Regions from separate parts of the Homo sapiens genome. Here region 2 is linked to region 1. The links are chromatin loops, found by intact Hi-C in ENCODE. Cell type or tissue: tibial artery. All regions are shown on one strand. Links, peaks and the distances in the headings refer to the core of each region. The heading gives the core; the rest is flanking DNA. Region 1 holds the start of SAMD4A-AS1 (SAMD4A antisense RNA 1). Region 2 has its middle 71 kb from the start of MIR4308.

Region 1 (9,905 bases), core at 536-8,535:
ACTACTGGTATTCACCTATGTGCTTTTCTCCCACACTGAATGAGAGCTGGTCTATGTGACCAAGAGTGTGCAGTGGAGGCGTTCTGACCTTAGGTCATAAAAAGCATTGCAGCTTCTACCTTGCTGTCTTGGTTCACTTGTTCTGGGGGAAGCCAGTCACACCAATTATGAAGATGCTCAGGCATCCCAGGGAGAGACCTGTATGGGGAGGAGTTCAGGCCTCCTGCCAACAGCCAGAATCAACTTGCCAGCCATGTGAGTGAGCTTGGAAGTGGCTCCTCCAGGTCTAGTTTATTTCTTGACTACAGCTTTGTTGGAGACCTTAAGGCAGAGCTTCCCAGCCAGGCTGTTCTAAATTGCTGACCCTCAGAAAACTGAGATAACTTGTTGTTATGTTAAGTCATTAAGTTTTAGGGTAGTTTGTTACACAGCAATAGTTAATGAATACAGAGAGCTTTTGGTTACTTGGTAAAGATCACTTCAAAATGCTACTGTCCCTTGGATTCACTAGAAAAGGCAGGCATCTATGTAGTGGACTGTATAGACCATTATGACCATTCCAGTCTTTTCTGACAGCAGAAGGTCATCAGGTGCTGGTCATTCAAAGGCATCTGACCATCCTCAAAAGGCAAGAACCAGGTACCTCTTGCCCTAGCAGATACTTCCAATGAGCCCTTTACCTTTCCAGAGTAGAGATCTGGTCATTTCTTCCATGGAGACTTTCCATCTGTAGTTACTTTTTCCCCAGGTACCGGCACAGCTGGGTGCTCCAGGACTGCTCCTTTACTCCTTGAGGACCCAGGCCAGCTGGGAAGTAGTCCTGAGATCTCAGCCAAGGACTCAAGTTAGGGTTAGGATTCACCTTCAGATTTCTGACCTCCTGGCCATGACCAGTCAGGAGGTCTGAGGCTGGCCATTCCCAGAGGGCACAAAAACCAGGCCAGCTCCCCCAGCCACCTGCCTCGGTTCTGACCTCTGGCCCATGAGTATGCAGACAACTCCACGTTTGTATTTCCAGCCCAGGTTTCTCCCCTGAGCCCCAGATTCACACTCCAACTGCACCCTCTCCATGCTCACTCAGATGATCTCAAAGTCAACATGTCCACAACCCAACTCTTGCTCTCACTCTCACCACATCTGCTTCTTTGCTCCTCTTTCCTATCTCAGCAGATGGCTTTCCATCTTTCCAATTGCTCAGGTCAAAACCTTGGAGTATCCTTGACTCCTTTCTCTCATATCCTGCATCTAACCTCTCCATAAATCCTATGGGCTGAATCTTCAAAATACATCTGGAATGTGACTACCCCTCACCATGTTTCTGCATATCCCCACCCTCTCCAGTAGTCTCTTATCAACCATAACAATCATTTCTAAAAGAAGGATCTTTTAAAACTAGAAGGTAAGTCATGTCACTCCCCTGATCAAACATGTCAATGGCTTCCCATCTCAGAGTAAAAGCCAAAGTCCTTATGATGGCCTGTTAGTCCCTCTATGATCTAGCCTCCACCCTTACTACTGACCCTCTCCTGTTTCAGTCCATCCTGGCTGCTGTGATGTTCCTTCAACATATCAGCCGCGTGCCTGCCTCAGAACCTTCACACTTGCTGCTTCCTCTGCCTGGAACACGTTTCCCCCACACCCATGTTTAGCCTCTCTCAGCTCTGTCTTTGCTCAAATGTCACCTTCCTAATGAGATCTTATCTGTCTACACTATTTTAAATTGCCCACCCCACTCTCTCACCTTACACTCCCTTATTCCCAGGTCATGCTTTGTTTTTTCCATAGCGCTTACCACCATGTGACCTGCTGTACAGTATGCTTATTTCTGGCCCCTCTCCATTAGAATGCAAGCTCCATGAGGGTAATGAGGGTGTCTCCATTTTTTCATGCATTAATAGTTCCTTCTTAATTACAGTTTTTTTTTGAGACAGGGTCTTGCTCTGTTGCCCAGGCTAGAGAGCAGTGGCACAATCACAGCTCACTGCAACCTCAACCTCTTAGCCTCAAGCCTTCCTCCCACCTCAACATCCTAAGCAGCTCGGACTACAGCCATCTACTACCACATCTGGCTAATTTTTGTATTTTTTGTAGAGATGGAGTCTTGCTTTGTTGCTCAGGTTAGTTTCAAATGATCCTCCTGCCTCAGCCTCCCAAAGTACTAGGATTACAGGCATGAGGCACTGCGCCCAGCTAATTATGGCCTTTTGTTTGATAGTGTTTTAATAGTCGTTTGGATTTCTTCAAAATGTTAGGTATTTCCTAGAAGTTTCCTTTAAATGGAAGGCTTAAGATAGAATAGACGACCTATAAACAATAGTAGGTACCAACTGTCACACACAAACTGTTCAGTTGCCCCTTTCTCATTCAACTTTGTTGTATTCTGATTATTTTTAGCTTTAACATCAAATAAAAACAGGAACATGGAAAAGAGGAAAATAAAATGATTAGCTCAATTTTCAAAGTCTTTACTACCCCCCCCTTTTCAATATTCTGTTTAAGATGGAAAGTTTCCCCATTGTTTTTTGCTAGAAAACAAAAGCAAAATGGGTGCTTTTTGTGATTGTAACTGACACCCATTAAAGTAATCTTCGTGAAAAGGATTTGAGAGGCTGAGACAGCAGAATGAAATATATTTAATACAACTCTTGCAAACATCTGTTGAAGAAGGAAAGAAAAACAATGTCAACAGGGTTAAGACTGTTATATGTCTGATTTTTTTGCGGGGGGGGGCACTAAGTGATTGTTTCAATAAGGCCTCATAGGAATGGGTCTCCTAAGAGTTATATAAATTAGAGATGAAAAAAATGTTACCTCACTCGACAAACACAAGACACATTCTTGTAAACCACACTCGACTAGTTTTTTACACCAAAAACCCCTCAGAGGAGAGGCTGGAAGTGTTCTAAACACAGGAAGCTTTCCCACTCTCTAATCTTCAGCGCCGCCCTCACACTCCAGACCACCACTGCCAAAACCCCACACACCACAGAGTGACACTCCAATAGTACCTTAAAATAATGAATTAGCAATCCTCATGCTGACCTTGCAAAGGAGAAAAGTGTGCTTTCTGCTTCTACACTTAGATTTAGCCCCTGTTGCACAAGAGGCTCTAGACATGAGAGTCCCAAAAGGAGCACGGCATTGTCCACGTAACCTAACTGCAATAATATTTTACAAAGAACTCCAAGGCCAGCATCCTTGGCAATGTCCAGACAGTCAACAGAGGAGTATCTTGGGAGGAGTATAAACAGACTGAATCACAAAAGAATAGTTCATGCTTAATTCAGTGGAGCAAACGGAACAACAGCCATGCCACACAACAGGTTTATACACCTCAGGAAGTCTGGGAAGGGCTGGAGTGCACACATCCCACCCCTGACACCAGGGAGCCATTCTATATCTTTACATGACTGTGAACTGTGAAGTCACTGGGTCCCACGCTTTCTAAAATAACGAGGAAGTTGCTCAACAACTTATAGACAAAATTTCCCAACTCAAGAGATGGGATCCAAAGTGTAAGTGTGAATGTAAGAGCCCTGTGGTGTGGTGTGTAACCATGTAAATATTGTCACCAAGGAACAGCATGTAGATATTCCCAAAATATGCATGTTAGCAATGTTGATAGTAAAATGTATGTATCACTCATTTAGGTATGAAATATGAAATACACGTACAAGTCATCCAATGGGGGACAGAATGAACAATTTTGTGGAGGCAGGATATTCGAGTCCATAGTCACAAATTAACTGATACTCTTTTTGGAAAGAAAGGCCTGGCTAACTGTACAAGGACAGAGTTGGGTGACCCTGGAACATATTCAGCCTGGCTCTCCTGTCCTCCTGGGGCACAGCCCTGTAGAGGGAGCTAGAGGCACACCTCCCTTCCTGCTTCCCCTCCAGCCGCCAGCCAATGCTGGGAATTTCTGCAACAGTAAGCAGTAAAAGGCTGCTGATTTTCACCTGTTACTTGTGCACCAAACTCATTTTCAGGTTAGTAGGTCTATTGATGCAATCAGAATAAGATTTTTCAGATTTTTTTTTTTTTTTTTTTTTTTTTTGAGAAGGGAAGCTACTTTTTCATTGCTGAAGTCCTTGGGCAGTGGGTAAGAAGAAAAGGTAGGAAGGATGATGGTGAAGAATGCACTTCTCTAAATAGGAATGAGAATGGCTGAGGCCATTTCCCTCCTTCTGGGTATCCTGCCATGAAATTGAGTAGACCTAGGGCTCAGTGGCTGGACCAGAATCAGGAGGACTGATCAGATGAGGGCCCTTGGCTTTGGCCACATTGGTGGGGATGCTACAGAAGGAGACAAGACCTCAGAGCTCATAGGGATAATGTCTCCAGACAAGGGCCTCATCCTTCCCAAGTTGCAAGCATGCTGCCATCTAGAATTCTACAACAAAGGCAGGCACAAAAACAGTGAGAGGGCTCAGGCAGGGAAAGGTAAGGGGGAGCAGAAAGGCCCAGTAGGACGGAGAGGAGCAGACGCAGAGGCAGAGTTGAGAACCTTGTCTACAGACCCACACAGCCCAGTGCAGGCAGGCCTGTGGGCTGTGTTGTAAGCACCCTGCACTGCTGAGAAGCTGGAGAGAGGACAAACCTGGCAGGAAGGAGCTCCTTCCTGGAAACAAACCTTCTAAACTCTATGGAGGAAGGCAGAAGGCAGCAAGGGGCCCCTATGTCCAGGGAGTTTGGAAACTAACCATTGTCTGCCCTCCCTCAACTCTACCCCAGGGTCTGAGACACATGGCTCAGTGAGGAGAAAGACAAAGCTAACTTCTAGCCACAATGGTTCTGAGCTGGGAGTGACAGCACTGGCCTACTGTGTTGTTTGAATCTAGCTTCATACCATCACCTTTGGAAGTGGTTGTATTTATTAATCTATCAGATATCTGTCTTTGGTTCCTATCAATGTATATGGCCTAGTGCTAGGATCTGTCCTTTTCAATGACATTTGTGGTATCAGAGATAGCCAAAGGGAAAGTTTTGTACCCATAGAAGTGTCTGTAACACAAATAACTTGGGGAGAATCAGACCAATGGGGTAGAGAAATACTTGGAGAAGGGCTCCATTTCTAGAACCAACAGGCAACACTGTAAGGAGTAGAATCCATCTTCTAAAGTACTCCTAGGCCCTCCAGCCAGGACTCAACACATTATTTGGCAGAAAAAAAAAAAGAGCTTAGTCTATTATCACTATACCAGTGGAGACTTAACCTCTGGCTGTTTGAATCTCAAAAGAGATCACTATTATTTATCATTACATACTCTCTGCTGTAGATATGTCTTGGACACATCTGAACCCTCCCCCTCCTGCTCCTATCATCATCTGTGATGTAGTTTAAGAATCCACCTCTCTCCCCAAATGCCATTTACCCATTTGGGCCCTCATTGCCTTTTCTCTACCACAATTGAGCTCAGTGACTTGCATATCTGTATAACACCCCCCCCACTTCACCCCTCCTTGTGGGTGGGGACAGTCCATCCACTTCTGTGTCTCCTACTCCCTCACCCAGGTTAGTGCTGATCACACAGCCTTGCTAGACCAACCTGGTCCAAAAAAGATTCATGCACTTTTTCTATTATGGCTGATGACATGGCACATCTGTTCCTCCTCAGCTTTGTGTCTCTGATAAGTATCAATAGCAGGAAATCTCTGGACCAGCGCAGAATGGTGAGGGGACACTGAGGCTCCAGCAGAAGGGGAGGGCTGGCCTGTCTTCACAGATGATGTCCCCAGCGTCTTCACATCAACACCCCTCCCTTGGCCTTCACCAGGTCACATGTCCAATGTATTTCTGCTAAGAGCCCCCTCCTCTTGCCTCTACTCAGTCACAGACACAGGTAGGGTAGTCAAGTCACCTGGACAATCGGAGCCCAAGATGCTGGTTGTTAGCGCCTAAGATGGGTTCAGTTGTCTTGGCGGCTCCTTTCTAAGGTATTCACTCTTAAGAACTGTAGGAGTATCAGGTGCTCTAAGTGACTTGGGGAAAACAGAATGATAATATGGCGTGGGGAATGAGAGCACAGATGCTAGCCATGTTGTCTGAGCTTCCATTGAATGAGCTGTGTGAACTTGGGCAATTCACTTAACCACTCTGTGCTTCAGTTCCTCCATCTGGAAAATGGGCTACCTCCTAAGATTGGTGATGTTTGAGTTACTTAATCTTTGTAAAGCATGGGACCATCATCTGGCCCATGGTGAGTACTATGTGGTTGTTAGCTGCTCACCACCAATCTAAGGGACCAGGATCATGCTCCATGGGGCTCTCTCCTACAGGATGGGGACAGGAGGAGACCCAAAGCCCTAAGGCACTGGTTCACAAAGTATGGAGGAGGGGCATGCCTGGAAAATTGTTAGAAATACAACCTCTGGGCCGGGCGCGGTGGCTCATGCCTGTAATCCCAGCACTTTGGGAGGCTGAGGTGGGTGGATCACCTGTAGGTCAGGAGTTTGAGACCAGCCTGGCCAACGTGGTGAAATCCTGTCTCTACTAAAAATACAAAAATTAGCCAGGCATGGTGGCGGGCGCCTTTAATCCCAGCTACTCGGGAAGTTGAGGCAGAAGAATCGCTTGAACTCGGGAGAAGGAGTTTGCAGTGAGCCAAGATTGTGCCATTGGACTCTAACCTGGAAAACAGGAGCAAAACTCCGCCTCAAAAAAAAAAAAAAAAAGAATTACGACTTCTGGGACCCTCTCTATAGATCTACTGAATCAAAAACTGTGTTTAACCAGCCCCCTGATGATTTTGATCCAGGTTCACATTTGAGAACCCAAGAAAATCATGGCCTCCAATTGATAGCATTTGGAGGATCGAGTAAGGCTGATGTGAAACCAGGTGGGAACCATGATTTCTTACCAGGAGAAAGGCTAGGAGGAAGCAGTTGAAAGAGTGGCAAGGACCTATTTTTAGAGGAAGTTGTTGGATTTTTTTTTAAGTCAACAATAAATAAGCAAAATGTCATAATATTTCTAAGACAGGGCTGATCTCTCAAGTTTTCTATTCATAGCAACCTACCCAGTTAAAAGCAGCAATCGCTGCATCTAAGGATAGACAGGGAAGCCACGATTTGGCCCGTTTGGGTTTGAAGAGTGCCATAAGAATAAACAAAGTCTGGCCAAGCCTGTGCTGGCTCATGAATCAAACGAAGGTGAGAATTTCAGTTTTAAAGCATCTTTACCACAGGCTCACACCCTCACAAACCACCCCCACACAATCCCCAGTTATGTGCTGCTCCAAGGAGGAGAGTTGAGATGAGTCTGCAGAAGCCCAGAGAAGCCTGGGCGTGAGAGCCAGTACGTTACCTCTAAACGGTTGCTCCGGAGAACCGTTTGGTGAAGTTTGGTATCAACTCACTGGTCTGACGATGAACCCACAAGACATGCAGTAACAGGAGCAAAATTCTCTTGATTAGAGGACCATAATATTTTGCTGAGTTTAGGGGTGAGGGCACAGCTGCTGTCCAGGTTATACGGAGCTGAGCACATTACAGTTGAACCAGGTGTTAGGTGAAAAATTTGTGAGTTGATGGAATGATCACATAAGAGATTGCTCCATCTCCTCCCTCTCCACTTTGTCCTTCTCCTTTTCTTCCCTCCTCAGGTGTCCACTGGGCACAGCTCATCATTATTGAGTGTCTGGCTGGGTATTATGATGTCAGAGGCATCAGCCACAGAGGGTGATGCCTGAGAAGGGACAGCAGCCCAGCCCCATTCAGGGACACGTGGCCCTGATTTGAGCTCCTGTGACATCACGCTCCCTCCACTTATCTTACATGTCACATCTCAAACATTTAACATTTTACATCTCAAACATTTCTTGAGGCCCTTACCCTCCCATTCCCCCAAATCAATACGGCACTTAGGGGACACCAAGGCGCAGAGACACTTGCCCCAAATCATGCAGTAATGCCCTGGTGCCACCGTGAACAGTGCTGAAGCTTCCTGACCCCTTGTCCAGGGGACCTGGCTGCCTTTTATAGAAAGTTTCCACACACCTTCTATTCCTAACCTCGATCACAAGCATCGCCGGCCCAGATGCTCTGTGTCACCGGCTTAGTAACATACCCCATTTAGGAGCATGAGCACAACTTGTTTGCAGTGGGAATGAATTAACTGAATTCTAGATATTGTTTTTTGGCTGCCTTTTTTTGTTTGTTTTTATTTCAAACACAGCTAACTAATCAGGGCTGTGGACACCAAGAATGCCAACTTTGATTCTTCAAGGAAAATCAGCAGCTGACCACACACCACCCTTCCTGGTCCTCCCCGAGATGCCAAGAACATCCAAAGTCTGCAGTTTTGAGGTAAGAAGAAATACTTGGTTCATAACTGCCCATGGAGGGGCAGGATCCATCTTTTCTCTTTCTTATTTTGCAAGATGACATTAAGAGGAACAGTGCTGAGAAAATGGAAGATAATCTAAAAAACAAAGGTCATCACTTCTTTATATAATGTTAGAAGTTTTCTGTATGTCTTGACCTTGAGGTCTAAAATGGGTAGAGCCTTTGGAGGAGAAGAGATCAAGCCCCTTGGAGTCAGTCAGGGGAAGGGCAGATGTATAACCCCTATCACAGGGTCAGCTCCATGAATCACTGCACAGATCCCACTGCCAAAATCAAGCCCCGGAAAGCACAAAGATTGGAAGAACTGGCTTATTTATCAAACAACTGATGGGCCAGGGCAGGGAGCAACTCCCAGCCAATAAGGTGACTTGGTTTCTCAAAATGACATAAGTACATTTCAACTGTGTAGTAAATAAAACAAAATTTCATTATAAAAGGGCCCCAACTGTCCCCCATGTGATCTGCCTCTGCTGCCTCCTCATGTGACTGGCCTCCCAATTTAGCGCGTAACCAACTCCCAATGACCTGTAATAACACTATTCCCAAATTAGAGCTCTCAATTTGACTTGGCTTCGGTCCCTCCCTCAAAGCAAAATAAAGCATCCGTTTTCTTTTTTTCACATTCATAATACTCTCCTTTTGAGTTGCCAACTCAAACCCTGTTTCAGTCAGATTGAGCCCTTCCTCTATTTTTTTTTTTTCTGGTTAGCCAAAGAGCCCGATGGAAAAACACCAAGAGACAAAAACAAAAACAAAATCAGACAAAAATTCCAAGTAAGTGACATTCAGCTGGAAAAGCTATGATTCACATGCAAATAAAAATCTCCCTGAATTCACTGTTATATGACGCAAGCCCCTGGCTGCGACATAAAAAGGGCAGAATGAAATCACCCACAATTAAACTTGCTCTGGAATACTGGAATTCTCTGGCTAGGCCTTCCCGACTAATGATAAGAAAACCCCCAACTGTAGCAGAATGAAGCTAATTGTGTTGGGAGCCAGGGCATCCCCACCTCAGCTGATATTCACTCCTGAAACTTCCCAACCCAGCACTCCCCATCCTCACCCACTCCCTCACCCACATTCAGAATAACCTGCATGGAGACAGGGCTCAGGTCCTCTAAAGGCATCCCTTCTTTCTAGGCAGACATGAGGGATTTGTGCTGAGAAAGCTGGACTCACCACCCTATCCCCCAGGAAGCTAGAGTACAAGAAAGCTTTCGCTGGAGCTTAGAAAGATCTCCCTGAGACTACATAGGACCTTTGTATGAGCTTCACAGGAGCATCACTTTCTGTTGTCAAGTCCAGGCCAGAGATAGTTTAGCAAGTAACCTCTCCTGACTGGTAGATAATTTAACATCCCAATTCCCTCTTTTCTTCCTCAGGAAACTGAAGCTGATCTGACACCACTTCCTTTTTCTCCAGATGTTACCCTTCGGATGCATACCTCAATCTGCCTGAAAATCATGGAATTCTGGAGATGGAAGGGACCTCAGAGATTTTCTGGTTCTCTCTGTTCTGGTTGTAAGTGTTCTTACCACACACCACTCCCAACCATG
Region 2 (9,905 bases), core at 917-8,916, 120 kb before region 1:
ATCCAGGCTCTGTCATCTAGCACTCAAGGACTTCTGTCATCCGGCCTCCATAGTGTCCTCCATTACTCCCCTTGTTTTAACAGTGGTCGTTCTCCATCTGTACATCTCTTCATGCTGGCCTCTCCGCCTGGAACACGGCTGGCTCCATCTTCATCTTTCAAAACTCTATATACTCAAGACACAACTAAAATGTTGCTTCTTCCAAGGAGCCTTCTTTGATCATCTCAAGTCCTAACCCCTGCAGCTCTCGCTGATATTCATGAGACACCTGTCTCGTCGCCCTGTGGCAGTTGGTGTGTCTCTTATCTCCCCAGTTAAACCATTAGCTTTGTGCCTCTTCCAGCACCTAGCAGGGTGCCATTCATGTTGTGGGGCTCAGGAGACATAGATCACTGGAAAAAACCTGGTTTGGGATGAATTTCTGTCTCAGACCCTGGAGAGGGATTTTCTTTTCCTGATCACATTTTGTTAAAGCTATTTTTCCTATTAAATTTTTTTTTCCCCACAAATTTGTTGAGGTATCATTGATGTAAACTGCAAGTATTTAAGGTGTGCAATTGGAAGAATTTTGAAATATGTATATACCTGCAAAACCGTCCCCACAATCGAGATAGTAGACATGTTCTTTACCCCTGAGCAGTACCCACACCCCTTTGTAATCTCTACCTCCCTTTTCCCCCAAAACAGACTCCAAAACAGATCTGCTTCCTGTCACAACAGTTGAATGTGCATTTTCTAAAATCCTCTGTTACTGGAATCGTATGGTTTGTATTTTTTTGTCCTACTTCTTTCACTCAGTAGAATTACTCTGAGATTCGTCTGTTGTTGTGTATATCAACAGTTTGTTCTGTTTCACTGCTGAATAGTGTTCTCTTGCATGAATATACCACTATGTATCAGTTCATCTGTGGACATTTGGGTTGTTTGGGTCAAGTTTGGGGATTTTACAAATAAAGTTGCTATGAACATTTGTGTATAAGTCATTATACGAACATATGCTTTCATTCATCCTGACAAATATCTAGGAGTGGAATGGCTGGATCAAAGGGTAGGAATATATTGAATTTTTAAACTCTTTTATGTGGCTGTACCATTTTACATTCCCACTGATTCTAGTTGTACATACTCCCTGGCCATATTTTCATTTCTTCCCCATATATCAAAGTTAGTGCTTTTCAAACTTTAAAAAATTTGGGTTTGTTTTTGTTTTTGAGACAGGGTCTTGCTCTGTCATCCAGGCTGGAGTGCAGTGGTATGATCTCAGCTCACTGCAGGCTCCACCTTCCAGGCTCAAGTGATATTCCCACCTCAGTCTCCCGAGTAGCTGGGACTACAGGTGCGTGCACCATCATGCCTGGCTAATTTTTGTATTTTTAGTAGAGATGGGGTTTTGTCATGTTTCCCAGGCTGGTCTCGAACTCCTGGCCTCAAGGGATTTGTCTACCTTGGCCTCCCAATGTCCTGGGATTACAGGCACGAGCCACCTTGCCTAGCCTGTTTTGATTTTTTGTTTGTTTGTTTTAGAAGCAGAAACCTTAAAAAATAAAGGCCATACCTAGACCCCTCATGAGTAAAGTGCATAAGGAGATAGATGCTTTGGCTGAAGGGTTGTAGGAGGCGTGTGGCACCTGAGGCCCTGGGCCACCTCTTCCAGCTCTGGGGCCCCAGGAACACATACATGTAGAACACCCACTCTAGGTGACAAGCATGAGTCAGATTTGACTTTCACTTAAGTTCTGGGCCGCAGCACCTGCCAGCCATGCTGAGAACCTCGCTGGGGCCTCCAAACTGACGAGCCTTGGAGGCGGCCCGGACACAGCAGCATGGGCTATGGGGTGATATTTCTCGCTGGATAGAATAGGTTTTTCAGGATATCAATACTACCTTTCCACCACCGTGGCATGTCAGTCAAACTTCCTCCATCTCCAAGACAAATATCAGAAACTGCGTGACTCCAGATACCAGGAACAAAGAAACAAATTGGGAACATCATGCACAAAAAAAAGATTTTAATAAAGATTCAGCCAGCTCCGTGCATAGATCCTGCCATGCTGCTTATTGTGATCTTGACAGTGATGCCGGGCGAGAATGAATAGACCGTGAGGCCGTTCATATTCCTGGCACTGACGAGCCCACTGCAGCCTAAATGATGGCTGACTATAGACAGGGACCATTTACAGGGGCTGCTCCGGGGGACCTCTGGCCTCAGCCTCTTGGCCTCTGTGGGCTCTGGGACCCTGAAGCTGAGGTTTCTCACCGGCCAGCAGGGAGCCTGAGAAAAGCAGATTCCTGGGCCCTCAACCTTCATTTGCACTCCTGGGCCAGGACCCTGAAGAGCTGCGTTTTTACCATGCTCTCTGTGTTTCTTTCTCCTCTTCATTCTGCTTTTTATTATAGAAAACTTTAAACATACACAAAAGTAGACAGGATAGTATAATGAACCCTATGCACCCACAGCCCGGCTTCAACAGTTACCCATAGATGGCCAATCTTGTTGCATCTCTACTCCTACTCACTGTCCCTAGTATGATTTTGAATCAAATCCCAGACATTAAATTATTTCATCTGTAGACAGGTCCCCCTGTCTAAAACATAAGGGGATCTTTTTAAAGACATAACCACAATATTATTATCCCACCTAAAAATGAGCACTAATTTCTTTCTGGTGCATAGTTGAGCGTGAGGACCATGGTCCTAAGCTCTCTCAGCCAATGGGGAGGTCACTTCCTCCTGTAGTGGGAGCCGCGCCTGCGTGCCTGACACGTGTTGCAAGAGGGTGTGCATTTTGAAAGGAATCCGGCAGGAGCTCTACTTCTGGAAATCCAAGTTCATAAGAGAAAAACAGCACCAAGTTGGGCTGACCACCTGTATTGCAAAGGGGGGCCTTGGGTCCTAGGCAGGACCATTATCTAGAATCTTGCTGTCCACACCTTCTATTTATTTTTAAAGCCAACTTTGCATTTTAACCTAAGGGGTGCAGGGAAGCCACAGTCGAGTTCCCTATGGAGTAGTTCTTGGGGGCTTACCAGTATGATGTCACTCTGGGCAGACTTTGAATATCCAGTCAGACCCCCTGGGTTTGATGTGTGGCTCTGCAGTTTATGCACTGTGCATTAGGAAGCTGACACTTGCTGTAATCGGCTGGCAGGGGAGTATTTTGAGATAATGACAGTAGATGACATGCTGATAAACAGGCTGGATGCTGGGAGTGTGTGGTGACACAGGTCACCCATCATCCCCTGTGTGCCCACTGCCTACCCAGGGGCCCATCCAGATGGTTTTTCAGGCCCTACTTTCATCCCAAGAGCTGGATTCATGGTTTTTTGCAGGTGCCAAACAGGAACCAGCTGGGCTTCCCAGCACTCAGAGCCCCCAAGGCTGGTGGGCAGAGCAGGCCCTGCTGGAGCTCTTGCTCCAGCTGCCTGCCTTGGAGAATCCTCTGCAGTGTGCAGCGAGGCGCTCCTGGGCTGATTGTCTTCCAGCCCTTGCTCCTGAGGGCACCATTTCCCACACATCCCAGGCCCCTCGGAATTGAGATGGCTGTGTCCTTGGCTGACCAGGTGTCCCTTGATTCCGGGGAGGAGCAGGGACATAGGAAAAGGAGCTTTGCTGGTGGAGGAGGCTGCGCAGGGAGCAGTGGGATGCCAAGCTCTCCTATTGCTGTCCATCCTCAGGGCTGAAGGGTGCTCAGTAAGAAGCAGCCAGGAAGGTGGGCTCATCGGGGCTGCACCCAGTGCAGTGGGGCCAAAGTCTTAAAGGCTCCTCCATAATGGGACCTCTTCCTCTAGTGGAGGCCAGAGCGTGTGCAGATTGCTGGACAGTGGACAAAGGATGGGTTGTATCTTTGAAGGCCTAGGAGTCAAAGCTACTATGCCTCCTTTAGCTGCTGGGGGTTGGGGGGCTGAGGAGTGTTCCACAAGGGCCCAGTCTGTCCGGGAGCTGCTGCCTACTGGCTGGATGGACACAGCTTGGCTCACTCATGCCCAGAGAGAGAGAGAGAAAGAGTTAAGCTGCTGACCCTAAAGGCAAGGGAGAGCTGGCCGTGCAGCTGTGCGTGGGAGCCAGACTAAGCAGCCGAGACAGGGCAGACAGTGTAAGAAAGCTGTTGATGAGAGCGGCTGCTGAGTAAAATCATATTTTACCTGCCTACGGCCCCCTGAGCATTCTTTCTGCTCATCCACCCACTCCCTTTGGACCTCAACATGACATTTGTCATAGTCATGAAACTGACAGGGGAAGACAGCCTTAGCTTCAGAGTTAGGAGGTCCTGGGTTCTACTCCCTGCAATGGGGGGTCAGTTGGTACAACCATAATAGGGGGAAGTTTGATGGCATCTTTTACAATCACAAACACACCTGTGTATCCTTTGACCTAGCAATTTCACCTGTGCAAAAGGGCAGGTGGACAAGGAGGTTCATTGCAGTATATTTGTAACCACAGAAGACTGGCAACATCTCAATGCCCATCTGTAGTGGGCAAGTTTAATAACCTGTGGTTATTTCATACAATACCTCTTAAAAAGAATGAGGCATTTCCATGCATTCATTGCTACAAAACGATTGTCAGTGATATTAGAGTGCAGTTCTACTTCTGGAAATCCATGCTCATAAGAGAAAAACAGCACTAAGTTGGCCTGACCACTTGTGGTGCAAAAGGGGGCTTGGGTCCTAAGTAGGGCCATTATCTAGAATCTTGTCGTCCAGGCCTTTTTATGTATGTATGTATGTATGTATTTTGTGACGGAGTCTCCCTCTGTTGCCTAGGCTGGAGTGCAGTGTTGTAATATCGGCTCACTGCAATATCCACCTCCCAGGTTCAAGTGATTCTCCTGCCTCAGCCTCCCAAGTAGCTGAGATTACAAGTGCCCGCCACCACGCCCAGCTGATTTTTGTATTCTCAGTAGAGATGTAGTTTCACCATGTTGGCCAGGCTGATCTTGAACTCCTGACCTCAAGTGATCCACCCCTCCTCGGCCTCCTAAAGTGCTGAGATTACAAGGCATGAGCCACCGCCCAGGCCATATTTATTTTTAAAATCAACTTTGCGTTTTAACCTAAGGGGCGCAGGGAAGGTGCGGGGATGCAAGGCTGGGAACAGTGTATGGTATGCAGCCTCTGTGCGTTAAAAAAAAAACTCCCTTTATACCCATGGGATATTGTTGAACAAGTTCACGAGAAACTAAAAACGAAGGTTGCAAACAGTGTGGCAACTTGGCAGAACAGTGGTTGGAGGGAGATGTTTTCATTATAGAATCCTTCAGAAAATTTGAGTTTTGTGTCATTTGTATGTGTTTAAAATAAACTAAATTTAAATAAAATCTCTGGCATCAAATGGGCTGTGCGACTTTGGGCAAGTCACCTAGTTGCTGGAGCCTCATCTATAAAACCAGATAAGATGAAGGCACAGTGTTGCTGTAAAGGTGACAGCTAGTGGATACTAAGTGCCTTGCGCAGGACGTGGACTTAGCGGGGATTCAGCAGTCGGAGCTCCATGAGCGCGACTTACTAACGTCATGATACCAGGGCGGGAGAACAATCCCAGGCTAGAAGACACAGTGATTTGAGAGACTATGAGCACCTCGAGGGCCAGGATGGCATCCTTCTCATCCTGGTTCCTTCCACCGCATGTGACCCGGGGCATAGGGACTTATGTTGATTTGAATAGGGCTGTTCTGGTGCCGCCTCCCCAGAACAAGCGCTGAGTGGGAAGACACTGACCACCAGAGGGCGCCAGCTGCGCATGGCTTCCCCTTTCCCTTCTGGAACCTCCTGGGCTGCCAAAATGTGTCAGATTCGCCGGGGAAAAATGTTTAAGGTGACTCTTTCCCTCCTTGCTAAGGCCACTAAATACATTGCTTAATTGGTTCCTCTTAGGGCTAGAGGGATTTGTAGTCACCAAAAGTGCTGCACAACTGGCATAACCACCCTGGGGATGAGTGTGTGGTGTGCACGTGTACATATCAGGGTGTGTGGTGTGGCTAGAGGACATCTTCTCTCAGCAGCCCCTGTGTTGCTCATGGCTCCCGAGTCTTGGATCCAGCCTTCATACTGGGTGCTACAGCAAGGGCTGTGGGTCCCAAGGGGAATGGAGAACAGTCTGTCTACAGGATACCTGATTTTGTGGGTGCTTCCAGGCTGGGGAGAGTGCTGGGAATGGCCTGAGTGAAGACTTTGTAGCTAATAACTCCTGTCATCGGCTGACGAGGTAGGGAATGGACAGTGCTTGAGGATTGTAATCACCATGACAATACTCGCGGCTAACACTCAAGAGCACAGCCTATGTATCAGGCTCTGTTCCAGGTGCTGTGCATACATCAACTCACTTAACCCTCCACAACGCGCCACTGGGTAGCACCCCTATTGCACAGATGGAGAAATGGAGGCACGGAGAGGCAAAGTAATGCACCCAAGGACACATAGCTGAGCTGGTAAGTGGCAGAGCTGGGAAGTGAGTGGAGGAAAGGCAGGCTTGGGCTTCAGAGCCCCAGGGATTTGAAGCCGGAGCATTCAGGCTTGCAACACATTTTCAAGATACCCAGATGGGAGAGCTGCCTGTTTTAAACGTGAAGGAAGACAGATTTCAAAACGAGCCCTTGCTTCCAGTTTTGAGGTTCTTCCCCAGCCTCCTGGGCAAGGAATGCTCCGTTCAGTATAAATATTAAAAACGAAGGCTGCAGGAGTGGCAAAGCAGGATGTGGGGGAGGGTCTTTTCTGTTGAGGAGCCAGGGCCCAACACCTTTCCATACAGGTGCAGTGAGACCGCGGAGGCAGGGCCAGGAGAGGGGCGTCCTCAGCCCATTCGGCTACGCTGGCAGCAGGGAGGGTGGAGCAGAAGCTGCCTCACTCCTGGCACATCGCGGGCGGGAGGCCGCTGCAGGCACTTCTGCTACTCTATCATCTATTTCTTTTTATTTTTTTGAGTCAGTCCCTCAGACAGTCCGGTTTGTTAGCTTCCTGCGGGCTCTCCACTGAACCCAGCCTTTGAATGGGAGACTGAGTCAGAGCAGCCTCAAACATCCCCTGAAGGCGAGAGCCGCTGTGCGTGAAAGCACCTTTCAGAGCATTACATTTCCCTGCTTCTGAGTCTTTGAACCAGGAGTGATCCACAGGTTGCAGCCCAGCTGGAGGTGGATGATGAAAGAAATTGGCCCGCTCAGAGTCGGGTGGGAGCTAACAGAGAAGGAGAGTTTGATGAATGCGCGGCTGGGCCTGGCCCTGGGACCCTAGTGATCCTGCAGCACACTGGGAGCGTAACAGGAGGTCACCCAGCCACCCAGGACATGACCTCGTCTGATGACGCCACTTTAAGCTCCTCCAGACTTTGAGGTCCTGAAGAGAAGCAGCAAACCCAGGTAAAGTGACCAGGGTTTGTCTTTGTAACAGGCTCACATTCCTCAAAAGTGGGGAGGGACATTGGCCGGATGGGGACCCCAAGACCTTAGCCGTCTTGAACATTCGTTTGTGCTCTGCTGGGAGGCAGCATGCGGTGACCGGGTGGGAGATATTAGTGCTGTGGTCCAGCCCTGTCTGTGAGTCCTTCATGGCAGGGTAGGATTGTGCTTCCCAGCTCCACTGAAGTTAGATGTGGCCATGTGACTGGCTTCGGCTGACGAAGTGTGAGCGGAAGTGACACATTTCACTTCTAGTGGAAGGCATGTCCTTTTTTTCCCTCTGCTGTGGCAAATATCAGTACTCCAGTAGGTGGCAACTGTGCCAGAAGCTGGATTCCAGAGGAAGCCATATAGAGCAGATGTCCCTGATGACCTGTGATGGACATGCAGGCCAGTCTTTGTGGTTTTAAGGCATTGAGGTTTTGGGGAGTATCTGTTAATGGAGTGTAACCTAATCTGCATTAACAGACAACCCGAAACTATACTGGCAGATACCTGGATAATCAGGCTGATGAATTCTGGTTAATAGATCACTCAGCTGTTAATGCTATGCAACTGTATGGTAGATGCACCTGTGCACGGCAGACACACCTGACAGCGATAACTTAAGCATTTTCTGAGAATCACCCTGTATGGCAGACGCACCTGAATGTGTGTTTAGAGTTCCAGCGTGGCCAACCTGGGGACTCATTCCTTATCTGTGAGGCATATCTGAGCCCCCATCCTGCCCTGTCCCATAAAATGTGGGTCATACAGAGTATTGAGGCCCTTTGTTTTGGGTTAAACGAAGGTTGCCAGGTGATGGTTGCTAGGGGGAGGGTGTTAAGTGAGAACGCTGTATAAACTGCATGCTCTTATAAGTGGTGGTTCTCCTGTCCAGTCCCCACCACTGGGCTGCTCCGTAAGTTCCCCTCAATAAGCCCCGTGTCTCGTTTGCTGGCTCTGGGTCTCTTCTTTAGCCTCTCGAGCCTGGTGCCATCCCGATTGGAGGTGATAGGTGTCTGGCATGACAGTATCCCAGGGAACAATTCATCAACCTAATTAAAGTACACATAGCTTACAAAATTGAGTCTTTGCGGTAGGCATTGCAAGCACCATTGAAGCCAATGGGGAAGAAATTTGAGAAGTGACTGGGAGTGTGCTGAAACCCCACTGCTAATGCTGCCTGGCTTAGATGATTCCCATAGGTAGGGCACCCAAGGAACAGGGTGGATCAGGTGCTTGCTCTTAGTTCTGTAATGAGTCCGTGGAAGCAGCTGCCTTTTACCCTCATCTACCAAGGCTGCAGATGCACTTAACCTCATAGACCAGTAAGCTAGGAGAAGCAGTTTCATTTGATGTGCAGTTTTCCCATTTGGCTGCCCATTAGAATCACCTGGGAGCTTAATAACCTCACGCCCAGGCCATGCCCTAGAACAACTAAGTCAGAGTCTCTCAGGATGGACTCCAGGCATCAGTAGTTGGTAAAGCTCCCCAGGTGACTCCCATATGGAGTCAGATTGAGAACCACAGCCATGTCGGCTCTTCTCTTTCAATTAGGGGCTATATTTAAACAAATAGGATGGTCATTTTGCAGAATTCTGCTGCCTACCAGTAACCTCGTGTCTCAGGCTGCAACAGATGTTGGAAAGGGAAGGCCTGGAGGTTCATCACAGTCTCCTTACTGTGTGTGCTCATATGGGGTCTCCAGAGCCTAAGACAACCAGCCATTGCCATCTCCTAGCAATATTTAGGGTAGACAGACCTGGATTTGAGTCTTATCGTGGAGCCTCATTCCATAACAATTCTGTGATGTTGGACAAGTTGCTTAACATCTCTGAGTCTCAGTTTTTCCATCTGCAAAGTGGGGGATAATCTAACAACAAATGTATCAGCTTAGCAAAACAGTATTTTGTCTGGATGAGGAGGTGGGTTATGTAACATAACAAATTTCATGTCCCTACCCCTAGCCCAATTCTTCCCCAGCACCTCAGCTGGCCAAGCAAGACGCTTTGGGAGGCATCCTGGACTCATTAGTTTCTCCTCTACAGCCCATGTCTGATCCATCATCAAGCACAATGAGGCTACGTCTTTTTTTTCTCTCGTTGATATCTGGCTTTCTTATTTTTAAAATGTTTTATTTCCTGGGTTTTTGGGGAACAGATGGTGTTTGGTTACATGAGTAAGTTCTTTAGTGGTGATTTGTGAGATTTTGGTGCACCCATCATCCGAGCAGTGCACACTGAATTTAACTTGCAGTCTTTTATCCCTCACCTCCCTCCCACCCTTTCCCCTGAGTCCCCAAAGTCCGTTGTATTTTTTAACTTTTAAGTTTAGGGGTACATGGTGCAGGTTTGTTACATAGGTAAATGTGTGTCATGGGGGTTTGTTGAACAGATTATTTCATTATCAAGTTATTAAGCCAAGTACCCATTAGTTATTTTTCCCGATCCTCTCCCTCCTCCTACCCTCCACCCTCCGATAGGCCCCAGTGTGTGTTGTTCCCTTCTATGTGTCCATGTGTTCTCATGATTTA

What was found. Hi-C counts contacts between places; a loop is a spot of excess contacts. Peaks named below come from ENCODE experiments on the same cell type or tissue, not always from the same donor. Only the 100,000 strongest peaks of a DNase experiment are listed, where the experiment ranks them.
Region 2: it touches region 1 in a loop (2.9-fold over the local background); 2 of 110 quality-filtered maps call a loop at or near these places.

What each region holds. Positions count from the first base shown.
Region 1 is chr14:54,685,702-54,695,606 of GRCh38, reverse strand. All of the region lies in intron 2 of SAMD4A (sterile alpha motif domain containing 4A), which reads right to left. SAMD4A-AS1 (SAMD4A antisense RNA 1) reads left to right here and starts at 7,697. Exons shown (of 3, transcript NR_187163.1): 1 at 7,697-8,307; 2 at 9,732-9,870. In tibial artery, for the core only: a CTCF peak has its summit at 3,840 (motif pointing right); DNase peaks (open chromatin) are centred at 3,882 and 8,008; H3K27ac peaks cover 5,816 bases.
Region 2 is chr14:54,801,805-54,811,709 of GRCh38, reverse strand. No RefSeq gene overlaps it. Among named protein-coding and RNA genes, the nearest start is that of MIR4308, 71 kb to the left of the region's middle. RefSeq lists a silencer at 2,065-2,359 and enhancers at 2,895-3,395, 6,189-6,990. In tibial artery, for the core only: a CTCF peak has its summit at 5,710 (motif pointing right); DNase peaks (open chromatin) are centred at 5,708, 6,833 and 8,399; H3K4me3 peaks cover 659 bases.